Regions from separate parts of the Homo sapiens genome. Here all the other regions are linked to region 3. A link is a contact called in ENCODE Hi-C or POLR2A ChIA-PET data. All regions are on one chromosome and are shown on one strand. Each heading gives the region's core, a stretch centred on a gene start or an enhancer-like site at or near the end of the contact. The rest is flanking DNA. Distances are from core to core; before and after follow the strand shown. Region 1 overlaps CDKAL1 (CDKAL1 threonylcarbamoyladenosine tRNA methylthiotransferase). Region 2 overlaps CASC15 (cancer susceptibility 15). Region 3 has its middle 73 kb from the start of LINC00581. Region 4 overlaps CASC15 (cancer susceptibility 15).

Region 1 (3,823 bases), core at 519-3,018, 560 kb after region 3:
CCCTTTGGGGCAGCCTGACTTTGTCACTGGTACTAGAGGTTTTGTGGGTTCTCTACAGAAATGCAAAGAGTCCACCTGTACATCAGTCCTAGGGACTAGGCAGGTATTTCTATATCCTTTTGGTACAATCACCAATGGGGAATACTTCTTTTATTTATTTATTATTTTTTTCTTTTTTTTTTAATGAGATAGAATCTTGCTCTGTCACCCAGGCTGGAGTGCAATGGTGCGATCTCGGCTCACTGCAACCTCTGCCTCTCAGGTTCAAGTGATTCTCCTGCCTCAGCCTCCCGAGTAGCTGGGATTACAGGCGCCCGCCACCATGCCTGACTAATTTTTGTATTTTTAGTATAGAGAGGGTTTCACCATGTTGGCCAGGCTGGTCTTGAACCCCTGACCTCAGGTGATCCGCCCACGTTGGCCTCGCAAAGTGCTGGGATTACAGGCGTGAGCCACCATGCCCTGCCGAAGGGGGATATTTCTTTAAAATCTGATAGAGTTGCTATGGTTAGCTATTTATTTATTTATGAGACAGAGTCTTGCTCTGTCACCCAGGCTGGAGTGCAGTGGCATGATCTCAGCTCACTGCAACCTCCGCCCACTCCCCGAGTTCAAGCGCCTCAGCCTCCTGAATAGCTGGGATTACAGGCATGCATCACCACACCCGGCTAATTTTTTATGTTTTTGGTAGACACGGGGTTTCACCATGTTGGCCAGGCTGGTCTTGAACTCCTGATCTCAAGTGATCCGCCGGCCTCCGCCCCTCAAAGTGCTGGGATTACAGGCGTGAGCCACTGCACCTGGCCGCTAAGGTTGGCTTTAAAGATTTACTGATTTACTTAACACTTGAAGGAGTTCAGGACAATAATACCGCATGTAGGAAAAAAGGCAGGGTAGGTTCTGTGACAGGTAAGCAAAGCCTATGGGCGAGGGGAGAGAGGAGCTTATTAGGTACGAACAGATAAGAAATTCGATCTTGTTGTTCCCAGTTACTATCTAAAGCCTGGGTCTCCACTCCATTCCACCAGCAAAATTTTACTGAGAATCTGTATGTATGAGACACTTAATGGTATACAGATAAAATCATCTTACAGTCTAGTAGGGGCGACAAGACATAACACAAATAAGTATAATACAAAGTGCAAAACAGTAAAATACCATTAAATACCACAGTATTGCCAAGAAGGAAGAAATTCCTCCTGGTAGGAGAAATTAGAGCAAGTTTCAAAACTAATGTGGTAATTTTGAGCTCATCCTGAACGAAAGAAATAGGGTCAGCAAAGACCCATCATCTTTGTAGGAAAGCTTGAGACACATACGGAAAAGTATAAGTAAGTGCATTTGACAGGAGCAGCAGGAAGTGGGGTGGTTAGGGCTAAGGCTAGAAATAGAGACCACAGATGGCCAAAATTCCCAGCCTAAGGGGCTAGGATTATAACCATACAAAGCCAACTACAGACATTTTAAGCAGTCAAGGGCCAAGTCAAAACAGGATAAGAGGTTCTGCTTCTAGGAGAAGGAGGACATAATTCAGAGCTACCCTAATGCACAAGTTTAAAACAAGGACTAAGTCATGAGTCATGTGTGCATGAGTAAGAGTAAGAAATGAACACAGAACTAATTTCGGGTCACAAACAAGTTTTCTGAGTTCATACTGAACTACAGCTGAGGAAGCAGAGTCAAGGGCCAGCTGCGGTAATACACAGTGAGTCACTAGTAAATCAGTGACACAGGTCTCAGCCCCAGGGCAGTGACCTCAGACTGGCCCGCATAATGGTCAGATAGGTATACCTTGGTCCTAGTCAGCCTGTGAGGACACCTGAAGTTTCTGTGAAAACAGGAACAGGACAGCAAGTTTGGACAAAGTGAGGATCTGAAAACTCCAAGGATACTTTCAAGATATTAGGCTAAAAATCCCTAAATCTCATCAGATATTAGATGGCAAAGACTTGTAGATGACGTTCACAAATCTGTCCAGGTCAGAATCACCATGCTTATTTAACAGTTGAGGTGTTTTCATATCCCTCAGTCGTAATTGCTATTATGAACATATTTTTTGTAAAGTGCTCCACATTTTACAACACTGCCTGCAGGAATGCTTCCCTAACCACAAAAGTCTTTCCCATCACAATGTAAATGCTTATTGATTCCACCGTATTCACAGCAGTCTACAGCATCCTCCATTTAGAATATAAGCTTCAGAAGGCCAGAATTGGAACCATCATCACCAGACCTTCCAATACACAGCACATACTATGTGTTAAATAAAAGTGTTGATTGAACAAGTGTATTGACTTTTTAGCTGGTTCTAGTTAGCATTTAAATTTATAATATGTAGAAGACTAATTTGTAATAAAAAGACTGACAATAAAAAGTAAGAGAGGAGATAGGTAGCTCTGTGTGTACGTGTGTGTGTGTATATCATAAAGGAATTAGCCAACCTTTTAACTAGTTGTTTTTCATTAATTAAAGGCACTAAAGCAAATACTCAAAAGAAAACTATCCTCACCAATGTGAGGAAAGAAAACAAAATGTTTAATGATTACACACTGAATTCTACGCCTGCCTGTTACAAGTGGCTAAGAAGCAACAGAATTTGCATTCATATCTAGGTCTGCCTGACTTCAAAATTCATATTCTTTCCAAGAAATCCCTGTCTCCTGCATGCTCAAAATAAAAGTTTTAGGAATAAAAAAGTACACAAAGAAAAAATATTAACGAATTTAATCCTTAGAATGAAGCATTAATCCCATCAATGCACAAATGCTGTCATTTTGCCTAAAATATGTCCACTACATAAGAGACAATTGCCAAAGAAGGTTTTGGGGATTTTTTCCTCCAAGGCTGACTCCACACTCAACAGTAGTGGCACCCTGAATGTCCTGTCATGTTAGCAGCAAGCAGTAGTAATCTATCCTCCGCATTTGTACTGACGGCATCTTTAGAGAAAGTACACCCTTACATCCTGCCCCAAGTGAAAGAATCTGCTGCTTAAAGTTGCAGTGACTTTTCTAATCCCCAGTCCAGCTCTGCCAGTTTTAAACTACAGGTTCTTATATTTATCAGCAGAAACCCACCAGGGTGCTCAGATCCTGAGTCAGCTTCAAAAACCCCAGCAGCAGCTGGTAAAAATGGAATGCTAATTCATTACAGATGGTAAAACACTGCCTACATTTTAATTTATTTACATTTTCAGAAATTTTGAATCTGCAGTTAGATTGCCAAATTATTTTAACATGTAAGTTTAGCCTTTTTCAATTCGGTCTGTGCTTAATAAAAATTAATGTTTATCTGTTAAAAATTCTTTCAACAAGCCCAATTAGTCCTATGTTCCCACAGTTTATATTTTTAAAGCTATTTAAGCTAGTAAGCCTTTTTTTCAATTTCTTATTATACAAATCACACACAGAGTCAGGACAAAACTGGGTCTAAATCATACCAAAATGTTTCAAATAGATCTATTATATATGAGGATAATTTTCAGTAGCTTTGTATTTTCCACAATTGCCATGTTTAGTAATGTGAAACTAATAAATTAATAAATTGTAAGATTATTAAATAGCTTTACAGACCCTATTTTTTTTCATTAGTGAAGGTAATAGAGACAGAGAACACATTATTACTTAATTTTTAAAAGCCAAGGGAACAGAGAAAGGATATACCCAAATTAAATGCTTACAGCGCTGCTGCCCTCTCCTGGAATCAATCTTCCAACCCCCCTCCCCACATCTCAGAGACAATGGTGAACATGAAATATTATAACTGTACATACTGAAACATTTTATAAGAGTGGGAAGCACTATTTTTTTTCTTTTATCAATTC
Region 2 (3,775 bases), core at 31-2,530, 590 kb before region 3:
TGGCAGAGTTTCTGTATCAGGCTGCGGCTTCTTTAGGACAGCCTGTATATTTCTGGGGAGCTAAAGGATGGAGTCTCTTTTGAAAATTAGTAAGAACAAATTAGGCCCAGTGGCCCAGGGGAGCTGTGTTGTAAAACATGAGAAAACTTTGTTTTCCAACTCTTTGGCAGTATTTTCATAAACTGATGACAATGAAAGGACAGAGATTATTTTTGTACATTGATATTATTCTAAAATATCATGGAGAAAGGTGTGAATGTTATCAGTTAAATGATTTAGTTGGGTAAATAGTGACTGCACAAAATAGAGGATTTATATCACTGGATTTTTCTAAGTACGCAATGAGGACATGTTGCTAATTATAAGAAGTTCACACATGCTACCACATAAGAATGCTTTCTACACAATCTTTCTCTTTCTCCTTAATTAATAAAAAGACCTATGTTACGCTACGGGAACATAAGAAAATTATTATGCGAAAAAAAATCACTATAATCAAGCATTGAAACTATCACTATCACACTGACCCTGAGAATTTGCTAACGTAGTTTAAAAGTAATTAAGAAGGAAAGCTAGCCTTCTACATTTTCAGTCTCGGTCACTGTGGCTACTGGGTTCATCGATGATTGCCAAATCTTGCAAAACTACAGTCCTCTTATCCATGTGGTTTTTAAAACTATAAGCTTCTATTGTGAATAAGCTTGATTTTCTGCTTTAGAAATCCATCAACTGCCAGTCTGTTCTCACGGCATATTGCTAAGAGAGACTCCACAAAGAGCCCAGGTGCATACACCATGAATCAAGTTCTTCATACATTTTAATTACAGTTTATCACAAGTGGGAGAGGTAAGTGAAGAAGGCTTCTTCATAAAATGTTCATTAGAAATGGCAATTTTCCATAGGGGAAACAAAGATGGCATCCTTCAACTTGTTAATCTGAAAAAGTCCCCAGATGTGAATTGTGCCTCTGTAAAAATCATATGCAAACCACATTTAGGCCTGTGGCTCAGCCCAAAACTTTTGAAGAGGGGAGTAAGGGACAAGGAAGGAAACGGAGTGAGCAGTGAAAGAGGAAGATGAAGTTTCTCAGACTTTGTGGACATGTACAAAACAGTTCTTTCTACTTACTATTTAAGCTATTACCCCCTTGCAGGGGGGAGGTTTGTTATCTCCTTAGCCATTTCAAAAGCCTTGGGAGGGAGCAAGCCAGTAAGGGAGTTTTTCTGTGTGTGTCTGTGAGTCAGCAGAAGCCGGAAGCCTTACAAAAAGACTTCAAACAACAAGCTGGAGAGCAGGACAATAGCTTCCACCTCCAGACAGTGAGAAATTGCATTATCCTGAGGGATCACGGCCACCCATGCTCAATGGAGATAAGTAAGAACATTCTCTGCTCTGGCCAATAGGAGATCTGCAGCTACAGCTGCTCACAGAAGCTCTGGGTGGCCTCCATTCCAGCGGCTCCAAAAGGTTTCAAGGCACAAAAACACTGCTGCCGGGTGGTGCTCCCAAGTGCAGGGGGTGGAGGGGAGAGGCTGACGAAGACGAGGGTGGCAAGCTGCATCCCCCCACCAGGTGCTCCAAATCCCCTCTCCCAGCTCAGGGAAATCACAAAGAGGTCTCCAGGCGGATTCCAGCCAGGCGGCTGGTGCAGAGCCTGTGCCTCACCACCACCCACAGCAATGAATGGAAACTGCCCCAGAGACTCCAGAAAGTGGGGAGAAATTCCCTGCTGAGCAGTTCAGTGCTCTAGGAGCAATAGTGTAATTAATGGCACTTACTGAAAGAGCGGGGCATTCCAAATTCAGCCACAAGGAAGAAAGACGCCTTACCACACACCCTACACAGCAGGCACAAAGCCCCTTGTCATGTTCCCTTTAGAGACTCAGGCAAATCTGATCAGGAACTGACATTCGCAGTACAGTTTTACATTTACCAAAAGGCATTAACTGTCCCCTGAGAGAAGAAAAAAATCTTCACATTTGACGGAAAGTTATGTGAAAGTTACAGTATGAGCTCACTTTGAGGATACCATAAGTCACATAGAGGAATTACCTGAGTAAAAACATTTATTTCACTTATTAATAGTATCTGATATCCAGTTTTATAGTACTTCTTATGTTTCCCATTGTCATAGGTTATATATATATGTTTTTAATTTATTTTGAGACAGGGTCTTGTTCTGTTGCCCAGGCTGGAGTGCAGTGGTGAGATCACAGCTCACTGCAGCCTCCAACTCCCAGGCTTAAGCAATCCTCCCACATCAGCCTCCCAAGTAGCTGAGACCACAGGCATGTGCCACCACACCCTGCTAATTTTTTTAATTTTTTTTGTAGAGACAGAGTCTCACTATATTGCCCATGTCGGTTATATTTTTAAATCTTTCCTTGCCTACAGCTAATATCTACATAGTATGTTTGATTGACAAGAAAAAAAAAAAACTAGTTGGAAAGTATCAGATATGCTGCTAATACAGAAATCTCATATTTGCATATAGTCCCCAGACCAAACAACCCCTCTGCAGAACCTAATGTTGTACAGAAACTCTTTTTAAAGAAAGAGTATATATTTTTATTTTCTTTATTTACATATATACATACACACATAAAAAGAGAGACACACTTATGAGTGTGTGTGACCGTGACAAGCAAGAAGGGATTCTAGAAGGATGCAGAAGATGGGAAAGGTAGTACTAGAACTGGAGCACTGCTACCACCTGAATGCTGACAATAACATTTCATGCAAAACCAAAATGGATGGAGGTTTTAAAAATTAAAATTAACTTGTCTGGCAACTAGTGCATTGAAGTGGAGGTTGAAAGACTAGGGAGACCTTTTCCACTCAGCCCTTGATTTGCTGTGGGGCCTACATCAAGTTGTGCTATGCCTCTGTTATAACGTCTGCAAAATGGAGATAACACTTCCTGCTACCTACCTCAGAGAGCTGTTAGAAGATTAGATACCGAAAAAGAAAATCCTCAAAGCCCTTTAAGTTTCTCATACATATAAGACATGCAATGTAATAAAACACCCGTACTCTCTACAAAAGCCCTGAGAGACTCACGGCTATAGAAATAGGAAACAGACGCCAGCTGTACAGCATGGATGCATTCACAATCAGGGAGGCTGGCTGCAGATTCCAGTGACAAGGCAGGGAAAATAACTCTGACATTCACATGTACTCAGACAAAACACCCAGGAAAAGGGAGGAAAATAGTATTGTTTCAGTAGAGCACCAGTAAGTGAAAAGAAGCAATCTTCACAGATAACATTCCTAATTCCTGCTTAAAAGTCTGGATCTACAAGAAGACAATCAAGTGACAACATTACACTGGTAGCCTTTAAGGTTTAGAAAAATCTCATATTAAAGTAAATTGGGCCAAGTAGAGTGGCTCACGCCTGTAATCCTAGCACTTTGGGAAGCTGAGATGGGAGGACCACTTGAGCCCAGTTTGAGACCAGCCTGGGCAACACAAGGATACCCCTATCTCTACAAACAATAACAATTTTAAAAATTAGCCAAGCATGGTGGCACACACCTGTGGTGCCAGCTACTCGGGAGGCTGAGGTGGGAGGATTGCTTGAGTGCAGGAGGTCAAGTCTGCAGTGAGCTGTGATCAAGCCACTGCACTCCAGCCTGGATGACAGAGCAAGCCTCTGTCTCAAAAATAAAATAAAATAAGTAAATTGGCTCTCTAGAGGGGTAAGGGTAATAACCCCCACACTGAACAAAATGTAAAGAAGAGAATGCATAAATTACAGTATTTTAAATTAATTTA
Region 3 (3,849 bases), core at 698-3,197:
TGAGGGAAGATGTTTTATTGGCATCTAGTTGGTAGAGGCCTGGGATGTTTACTAAAACATCTTATAACGTACAGGACAGCCTTCCCCCCATAACAAAGAATTGCCTACTAAAAATGTAATAGTACCAATGTTGAGAAACCGTGGTCTGCAGAAATTGATTAATACAATTTCAAAAGACCTTAATGTGAATAAGTAAATAATCTACACATCTATATCTCTGTAAAGGAATATATATAATCTAGTAATCTATAATCAATACATTGCTATCTGCAACATAAAGGACCTGGGGCCAGACGCATCCCAGGCATGGCGCATGAAACAAAGAACATGGAAGAAGAGAAGAGAATTCGGAGCAGACCAGCTCAGGCCACTTTTTCGGACTCTGACAGTGATGTGTCACCAGCATGTCAGTGAGGAAGAACTGAGGTGCTCTCAGACAATTAATCAGTGGCTTATACCTTGTGGCACACACTCCTGAGTTTGAGGAGTCACCACAAATATACACAACAAATCTCATTAAGTCCTATGTTAAGGGCCTTGTAGTTACCATTCAGATTAGTTGGTACCTTCCATCATAAAGATGTTGAAGTTCAAACTGAACAAAGTTAAGACAGTAATTCATTTCAATGAAGTTTATTTCTGCCTGAGCATAACATGTGTTTTAAAAAAGTTGAGAAATTGGCTAAAGGCGGTCCTGACCCTGTAACACCCTGGGAATTGCTTTTCTTTTGAAGGTGTGCCCGATTTCAACTGGTTTATTTGCCATGTGCTTTTTCTTATTCCAAGGTAATAAAGAGTTCTGATTATTTCAGCTTTCTTGTTGCTTGAGTTTTAGCACAGAGTTGTGACTGTAGTTGGATTTGATGCACTAAGTATTTAGAATTGTTGGATCAAAGGTTTTGGGAACTTTGGCTAAGTATTTGGAACTGCTACTTCTCTGTTTCAGTCTTTATTTAAGGAGAAGCACAGTGCTTATCACTGAAGTTCTTCACAAATAACTGCAGAAAAATACGTTTCCTTATTTCGTGCCCAGGGATGGAAATCTCTATTCCTCCTCCACTCCACACTATCTCATTCTGAAAATTATCCTTCTTTGAATGTCCAGTCCTGCCACTCCTCTTCCCTTAACTTCTTCTCAAAGCACAACTGTTGCTTTGAGATTTAGCTAAATAAAGCTTTCCCATTCGTGCATTTGCATTTTTATTTCCAGGGCACCTTGGGTTATTTCTTAAACAGGCAGAAGGTGGTGTTCTTTTAAACTCACAATCTCTAAAATTGAGGCACAAATAAGGCTCCACTTGGAAGTGAAAATAAATTGGTTAGTGATTGGTGAAAGAAAATTATCTTGTTATAGAAACCACTTAAGGAAGACCAGGATTGGTCTGCAAATAGTGTGCTACATCATTCAACCACAGGAAGAGAAAAAGGAAACCACATCACTTTACATAACGTTAGTACCTCATATAACCTTCCAGGCCCTCCTCCTCTAGCCAGATTCATCATCTGCCTTTAAAGGATAATAATTTTCTGGAGTAAGACATATCTAGGAAAAGTATACTTTGGATAAAAATAAACGTAACTAATTTATATTCTATGTGCTATATAGCTATGTTTTAGAGCAGAGGGAATACTGGATTGAGTTGGAAGAGTTCACAAGTATTCCAGCTCTCTTTCTGGATAACATTGCCTTCTTTCACCTTTTTAAATTTAGACATGACCACATGAATGGCTTTGACTAATGAAATATGAGCAGAAGTGAGACACATCGCTTTGAGTCAGCTTTGAGAGGAACTGATCATGGCAATATGCACCACTCTAGAACTTTGAGGTACTTAGATCATCAGAGGCCCTCTGCAGACCCACTTTGCATATGCGGTGGGAAACGTTAAGTCACAGAGGTTTGGGGTTTTTCTTTATTGTGGCATATCCTAGCCTGTCCTGAGTAATCCAACACATCCCTTGATATCTAGTATCTTATTTTTGCCTCCTGTGCCTTTTCCCAAATACTACATACTTCCTGTCAACCTAACATGGGAGACAGAATTTAATAAACACACTTGAAAGTGATCATTTCAAAGAGAAAATACATTTAAAGCACAGAGAGCAGCATCAAGAAAAGAGTGATCGTATGTCAGCAGCCGTTTTGGTGGCCATTGCGGGTGTATGGTTTCTGTTTTGCTTTCACAGAGCCTTTCACCATGTTGAATATGACCATCTGCTCCACTTTTTTTTTTGAGACAGAGTCTCACTTTGTCACCAGGCTGGAGTGCAGTGGCGCGATCTTGTCTCACTGCAACCTCTGCCTCCCGGGTTCAAGCGATTCTCCTGCCTCAGCCTCCTGAGTAGCTGGGATTACAGGCGCACCACCACGCCCAGCTAATTTTTATATTTTTTGTAGAGATGGGGTTTCAGCATGTGGGCCAGGGTGGTCTCGATCTCTTGACCTTGTGATCCGCCTGCCTCGGCCTCCCAAAGTGCTGGGATTACAGGCATGAGCCACTGCACCCGGCCTCTGCTCCACTTTTTATCCATGCCAGTTCAAAACTGTAACCGCAGAATAATTTTTAATGAGCAATTTTTCCATGCCCTGGCTTTGGTTGCAGGCAGTTCTCCATTATGTTTGATGTTTGTGGTCCTTATTGGACTGTATTAGAATGGAGACTAACAACTCGGAGAACACCTGCAGTGTCTGAGACTCTGGATCCAACTTTTCCATGCACTTTTTTTTTCAGTTTGTGTGCTAACCACAAGCATGCAGGCATGAAGGATGAATACTAATCAAAAGGGAAAACTGAGTTGGTTATGGCAATGTCTCAGCTGGAAATTCCTCTTGCCACCAGGGCATGTGTCGAACACATGACTATTGCTGGTGGTGGCAGATGCTGTGCACCAGCTGCCTACCAGTCACTTGAAAGTTCATTTATTTATTTTTTTGGTTTCCACTTAATTTGCTATTTTATCAAAATGAAATGTGTACATAATTTTTAAAAATCAAACAATTCTACAAGCCCTATAATGAAAAATTACAGCCCACCGCTGCAATCCCTCCTGACCCTTCGTTTCTACTCCTTGGATTATCCACTTAAAAATCTCATCACTGTTTTTGTTTCCATGTGTCTAACTAACATGCGACTACTGTGTGGCATCATTTTTTAGATATAAATAGATACATTAGGCCGGGCGTGGTGGCTCACGACTGTAATTCCACCACTTTGGGAGGCCAAGGCGGGTGGATCACCTGATGTCAGGAGTTTGAGACCAGCCTGACCAACATGGTGAAACTCTGTCTCTACTAAAAATACACAAATTAGCCGTGTGCCTGTAATCCTAGCTACTCGGGAGGCTGAGGCAGGAGAATTGCTTGAACCCGGGAGGCGGAGGTTGCAGTGAGCTAAGATGGCGCCATTGCATTCAGCCTGGGCAACAGAATGACACTCTGTCTCAAAAAAAAAAAAAAAAAGTATTGATTTTCCATTGCAAAACACAAAAACTTGGCTTTATTGCATTATCACCTTTTCTACACACACACACACATATGCACACAGCATCAATTAGTTTTTGCTGTGTAACAAACCACCCCAAAATTTACTGGCTGAAAGCAACCATTTATTTACTCAAAACTCTGTGGATCAGCAATTTTAACTTGGCTGAGCTGGCCCATCCTTCTAGTCTTGGCTAAGCTCATTTGTGCAGCTGTGGTCCCTTACTGGGTTGGCTGGGGCTGGCTGACTTAAGTGGCCTCAGCTGGGATGGCTCTCCCACACTCCTCGTGCTCTTTTATCCTCTTGCAGGCCAGGCCAGCTTGTTCACATAGAGGATGGTGGGTCTGCAACAGTCTGAGAGGAAGTA
Region 4 (4,062 bases), core at 124-2,623, 620 kb before region 3:
ACTTTTGTGAAAATTTTCTAAAGCTCAATACATATCAAGATGGTTCGACTTAGGATGAGATATGCATTTTTTTACTAGCCCCTTCACCTTGTCAGCAGATATTTTTAAATGTCTAGATATTGACATTCTCTCTTTATCTCATGGCCCACTTGAGTTTTGCTTTAAATTGGTGCCTGTGTTGATGCATGCACACACATATTTACATATACATATATGTGTGTACACAAACGTCTACTCTACATATGCAAACTCCACCTCCTGGGTTCAAGCGATTCTCCTGCCTTAGCCTCCCGAGTAGCTGGGATTACAGGCGTGTGCCACCACACCCAGCTAATTTTTGTATTTTTAGTAGGGACAGAGTTTCCCCACATTGGCCAGGCTGGTCTCAAACTCCTGACCTCAGGTGATCCGCCTGCCTCAGCCTCCTAAAGTGCTGGGATTACAGGCGTGAGCCACCACGCCCAGCCTTGTGTGGTTTTTTAAAACCACTCCATACATACACATTTGATAGATATTGATAGATATGTATACACACATATGCATACATACAGAGATTCAAGACCTTACATTTTCCCCCTTAGGCTTAGCAAATCAATTAATACTAATGTTTTCTTGTTTACTATTTTATTTCATTTATTTATTTATTTCTGAGACAGGGTCTCGCTCTGTTGCCCAGGCTGGAGTGCAGTGGCGCAACCATGGCTCACTGCAGTTTCGACCTCCCAGGCTTAAGGGATCCTTCCACCTCTGCCTCCAAGTAGCTGGGAGAACAAGGGGACACCACCACACAAGGCAAATTAAAAAATAAAAAATTCTTTTAGAGATGGTGTCTTTTAGAGATGTTGCCCAGGCTGATCTTGAACTCCTGGGCTCAAACAATCTTCCTGCTTCGGCCTCTCAAAGAGCTGGTATTATAGACCTGAGCCACCACACCCGGCCTCTTGTTTACTGTTTTAAAGGAGTAATCCCAGGGGTGTTCTCACTGCAAAACACCACTGAAAGAAAATAAAACACTATTTCTCCTGGATTCTTCTCCTCACCATTAAACAAGTGAGTAAACAGCAAAGAAGCCTACTTCAGAACTACCTGACCTGCTCACCCCACTGAGCTGCCAAGAGCTGCACCCACTGTGTCCCACAAGCATGACAGGCTCGGCTCTGCAGGGAATGGGCACAGCCCCACACAGTCATCGCAACCGACATCTGTGGGCAAGACGCCGAGGTACACCTCAATCACGTGTGCCTGTCACAGAACGCTCGCTCACGCACCTGCTTCAACCGTGTGAGCTCAGCCTGTGGGTTTTCCTTGATTGATGTTGGTGTAACTGCTTCACGCTCTCCGTGGGTGAAGGGAAGTGGGCTCTGCTCAGAGCAGTTTGTGGTGCTTCACACTTCCACTTGACATTACACAAGGAATAGCAAGTTACAGAGGGAGGCACACGCCTGCAGGCTCTCCACACCCTCACTGACGGATGGAGAAGGCATCGAACCTTAAAATAAAACAACAATGAAATAGGGGCTTTGAAAACCAGGAAACAAGCAGGCGAAGGAAGCATCTGTCTCTTTCACTCTGAGCCAACCCCAGATGAGTCACACGCGTGTGCGCGCACACACACACACACCATGCCCACCAGAGGACCACTGATTTCACCACCTCTAGGCCTTCGTAGAGGCTTTTAATGTTTCTTGACTAAGCAAATTTGTTCTTTGCCCAAACTACCACAATATTCATGAAATCATTCAGACCTAGAAAAAAAGAGAAAAAATGACTATTTGAGCAAATTTCACAACTTTCAACAAGGTTCAATCTACCCTAAGAAAAGGTTTCAATAAATTGTGCCCATGTGTATAACTTTTCAACTTTTTAACATTCATTTCTTATTTTCAAAGTAAATATTCAAGTCAGCTAAGTTACAACACCTGATTTTGGATCTTTGGAACCCCACAACTGCCATGCAAGTTCCCAGGCGAATGATCTGAAAAAACTCCACGGTCTTCAATTGCTCCCACACTTGGCTCTCCTTTTTGTTGCCTCTACTCCTCTGCTATGAGATTCGAGGCAATAACTACAATTTTAGAAAAAGTAAGAAAGCCTGATTATAAGAAAAATCAAAGAAAATATCTGCATATGTTAGAAAAGCATATGCAAAAGGAAAAAAATCCAGTTGGATGCCAAAACTTGTGTGGTTTTTAAAATTTTTATTTATTTATTCATTTTTGAGACAGAGCCTCACTCTGTTGCCCAGGCTGGAGGGCAGTGGCACCATCTCAGCTCACTGCAAAGTCCACCTCCTGGGTTCAAGCGATTCTCCCGCCTTAACCTCCCGAGTAGCTGGGATCACAGGTGTGTGCCACCACACCCAGCTAATTTTTGTATTTTTAGTAGGGACAGGGTTTCCCCACATTGGCCAGGCTGGTCTCAAACTCCTGACCTCAGGTGATCTGCCTGCCTCAGCCTCCTAAAGTGCTGGGATTACAGGCGTGAGCCACCGCGCCCAGCCTTGTGTGGTTTTTTAAAACCACTCCATACATCCCATTGGTGGACCCAGAGAAGTTCTAGCAAAAACCTAATTGTTGCTTTCATTTGAACTATGTGAAACTGTCTTTTTTTAACCCTTGAAATACTGACAATTTCAAGGGATTCACCTAAATATTTTCTCAGACTTACACATGCCACAATACTTTTGGTGATTAGGACAAAAGGTTTACAAAGGACAGAGAATCTTCATTCTCTGCATCTTCTCCTTTTCATCCACATTCTTTCCTCTTTTATTATTCACCTCCTTCACTCAAGTGGGCAGGAGCAGATGGAGGAAGGAATGGGAAGGGACCCTGAGCAATCACCTAGAACTGGACCTGGATTTCAGCCCAATTTTAGGTTCCAGAGGTAGTCCTATTCCTCCACTCATAAAAATGTCAAACAAACAAACAAACAAACAAACAAAAACCTAGGGCTCTGAAAACAGTATTTTATCTTCTCACATCTTCCCTTCCAGAGTCTTCTACTCTCATGTTGAGGTTCACTCACTCGGGGTGGGCTTAAGATCACATTTGAAACGTAACTGGTTACCTACAAACCTGGTTGGATTTTTGGACTCCGTAACTGAACTAATCACAAGTCACTTTTTACCTTTAACATCTATTTTCTCCCACTGGTCCCTGAGCTGCCTTAACATTTTCTAGCCACCTTGCCTTCTTCTAGAAAGCATTTTATTGAAAGACACAAGTTTCCCAGTAACTGTCAGAAGTAGAAGAAGAAACTACTACACTGGTATCCTTCACCATTTTGAGACAAGAGTATGCATTTAAGAGAAATATCCACATCTAAAGGAAACCCATCTATGCAGGAAGTATAAAAATAGGGGGAAGAACCTGTATTTCTGAACCATGACTATAATAACGGGGTAGTCCCTGCCCCCAGCTGGTGTGGCATCCAAAGATGTACTGAAACTTTCTGATAGATGTCAAAGGTCACACATTAGAGAAAGAAATGATGCCAACTGAATGCAATAATGTAGGGAAAAAATCCTTAAAAGTTTTAAAGAATCTGTGTGCACAAAATGCTGACAAACCTTCAACGCAGCATTGTAAGCCTAACAAAAGCTACATTCCATGCCCACCTCTAAGGAAATATATTAATTTCTACAGGGCTTTCATTTCTTTACCTTTCCTTCCATGAGGATTCAGCACATGTTCCACGTACAGGATTACTGTCAGCCTGATTTTGAATGTGATTGGGATGGGGTGCGGGGCAGAAACTTCAGAAGTATAGATGCAAAAATACAAAGCCTTGACCCGGTCAAAAGGAAACGAAGAGTCCACCTAATATGAACTAAACTATAAGATTTTTCTCTCTTCAAATTGTGCTACCTTTAAGAAATCAGTTTCTATTGGATTTTTTTCCGTAGAAAAACTATATATTTTATATTGTAGAACAAAGCCCAAAATATGGGAAGACAAGGCACAAGTTTCCTCCTTTGTTCTGAGTAACACAAGTGTTTATTAAATTTTGTAACATGGTCAATGGGACACTAAAGGGTTGGTATCAACTCACCTATGATAC

The links. A loop is a pair of places that touch in the nucleus more often than their neighbours do. ChIA-PET counts read pairs that join two places held with the same protein, here RNA polymerase II (POLR2A). Pooled maps may share reads with other maps.
Region 1: a map of GM12878 shows a loop between it and region 3 (7-fold over the local background). The contact joins two enhancer-like sites. A Hi-C loop is called at or near these places in 1 of 168 maps with a recorded cell type or tissue (GM12878), 37 of 37 single-sample maps with no recorded cell type and 13 of 50 pooled maps. POLR2A ChIA-PET finds 5 or more read pairs at or near these places in 1 of 52 experiments (activated CD4-positive, alpha-beta T cell).
Region 2: a pooled map shows a loop between it and region 3 (8-fold over the local background). The contact joins two enhancer-like sites. A Hi-C loop is called at or near these places in 2 of 37 single-sample maps with no recorded cell type and 5 of 50 pooled maps.
Region 4: a loop to region 3 is called in a pooled map, with 9 times the contacts of the local background. The contact joins two enhancer-like sites. A Hi-C loop is called at or near these places in 7 of 37 single-sample maps with no recorded cell type and 10 of 50 pooled maps.

What each region holds. Positions count from the first base shown.
Region 1 is chr6:20,875,441-20,879,263 of GRCh38, reverse strand. All of the region lies in intron 9 of CDKAL1 (CDKAL1 threonylcarbamoyladenosine tRNA methylthiotransferase), which reads right to left. Among named protein-coding and RNA genes, the nearest start is that of CDKAL1, 340 kb to the right of the region's middle. RefSeq lists enhancers at 1,411-1,640, 984-2,183. Within about 2 kb of position 1,768, at least 17 of the 41 ENCODE cell types and tissues checked have a DNase peak (open chromatin) inside an H3K27ac peak, as active enhancers do; they include GM12878, where a contact is called at or near this core.
Region 2 is chr6:22,023,361-22,027,135 of GRCh38, reverse strand. The region is part of intron 7 of CASC15 (cancer susceptibility 15); the gene reads right to left. Among named protein-coding and RNA genes, the nearest start is that of NBAT1, 120 kb to the left of the region's middle. RefSeq lists enhancers at 1-10, 1,026-1,195. Within about 2 kb of position 1,280, at least 12 of the 41 ENCODE cell types and tissues checked have a DNase peak (open chromatin) inside an H3K27ac peak, as active enhancers do.
Region 3 is chr6:21,436,714-21,440,562 of GRCh38, reverse strand. No RefSeq gene overlaps it. Among named protein-coding and RNA genes, the nearest start is that of LINC00581, 73 kb to the left of the region's middle. Within about 2 kb of position 1,947, at least 4 of the 41 ENCODE cell types and tissues checked have a DNase peak (open chromatin) inside an H3K27ac peak, as active enhancers do; they include GM12878, where a contact is called at or near this core.
Region 4 is chr6:22,060,447-22,064,508 of GRCh38, reverse strand. All of the region lies in intron 8 of CASC15 (cancer susceptibility 15), which reads right to left. Among named protein-coding and RNA genes, the nearest start is that of NBAT1, 85 kb to the left of the region's middle. Within about 2 kb of position 1,373, at least 3 of the 41 ENCODE cell types and tissues checked have a DNase peak (open chromatin) inside an H3K27ac peak, as active enhancers do.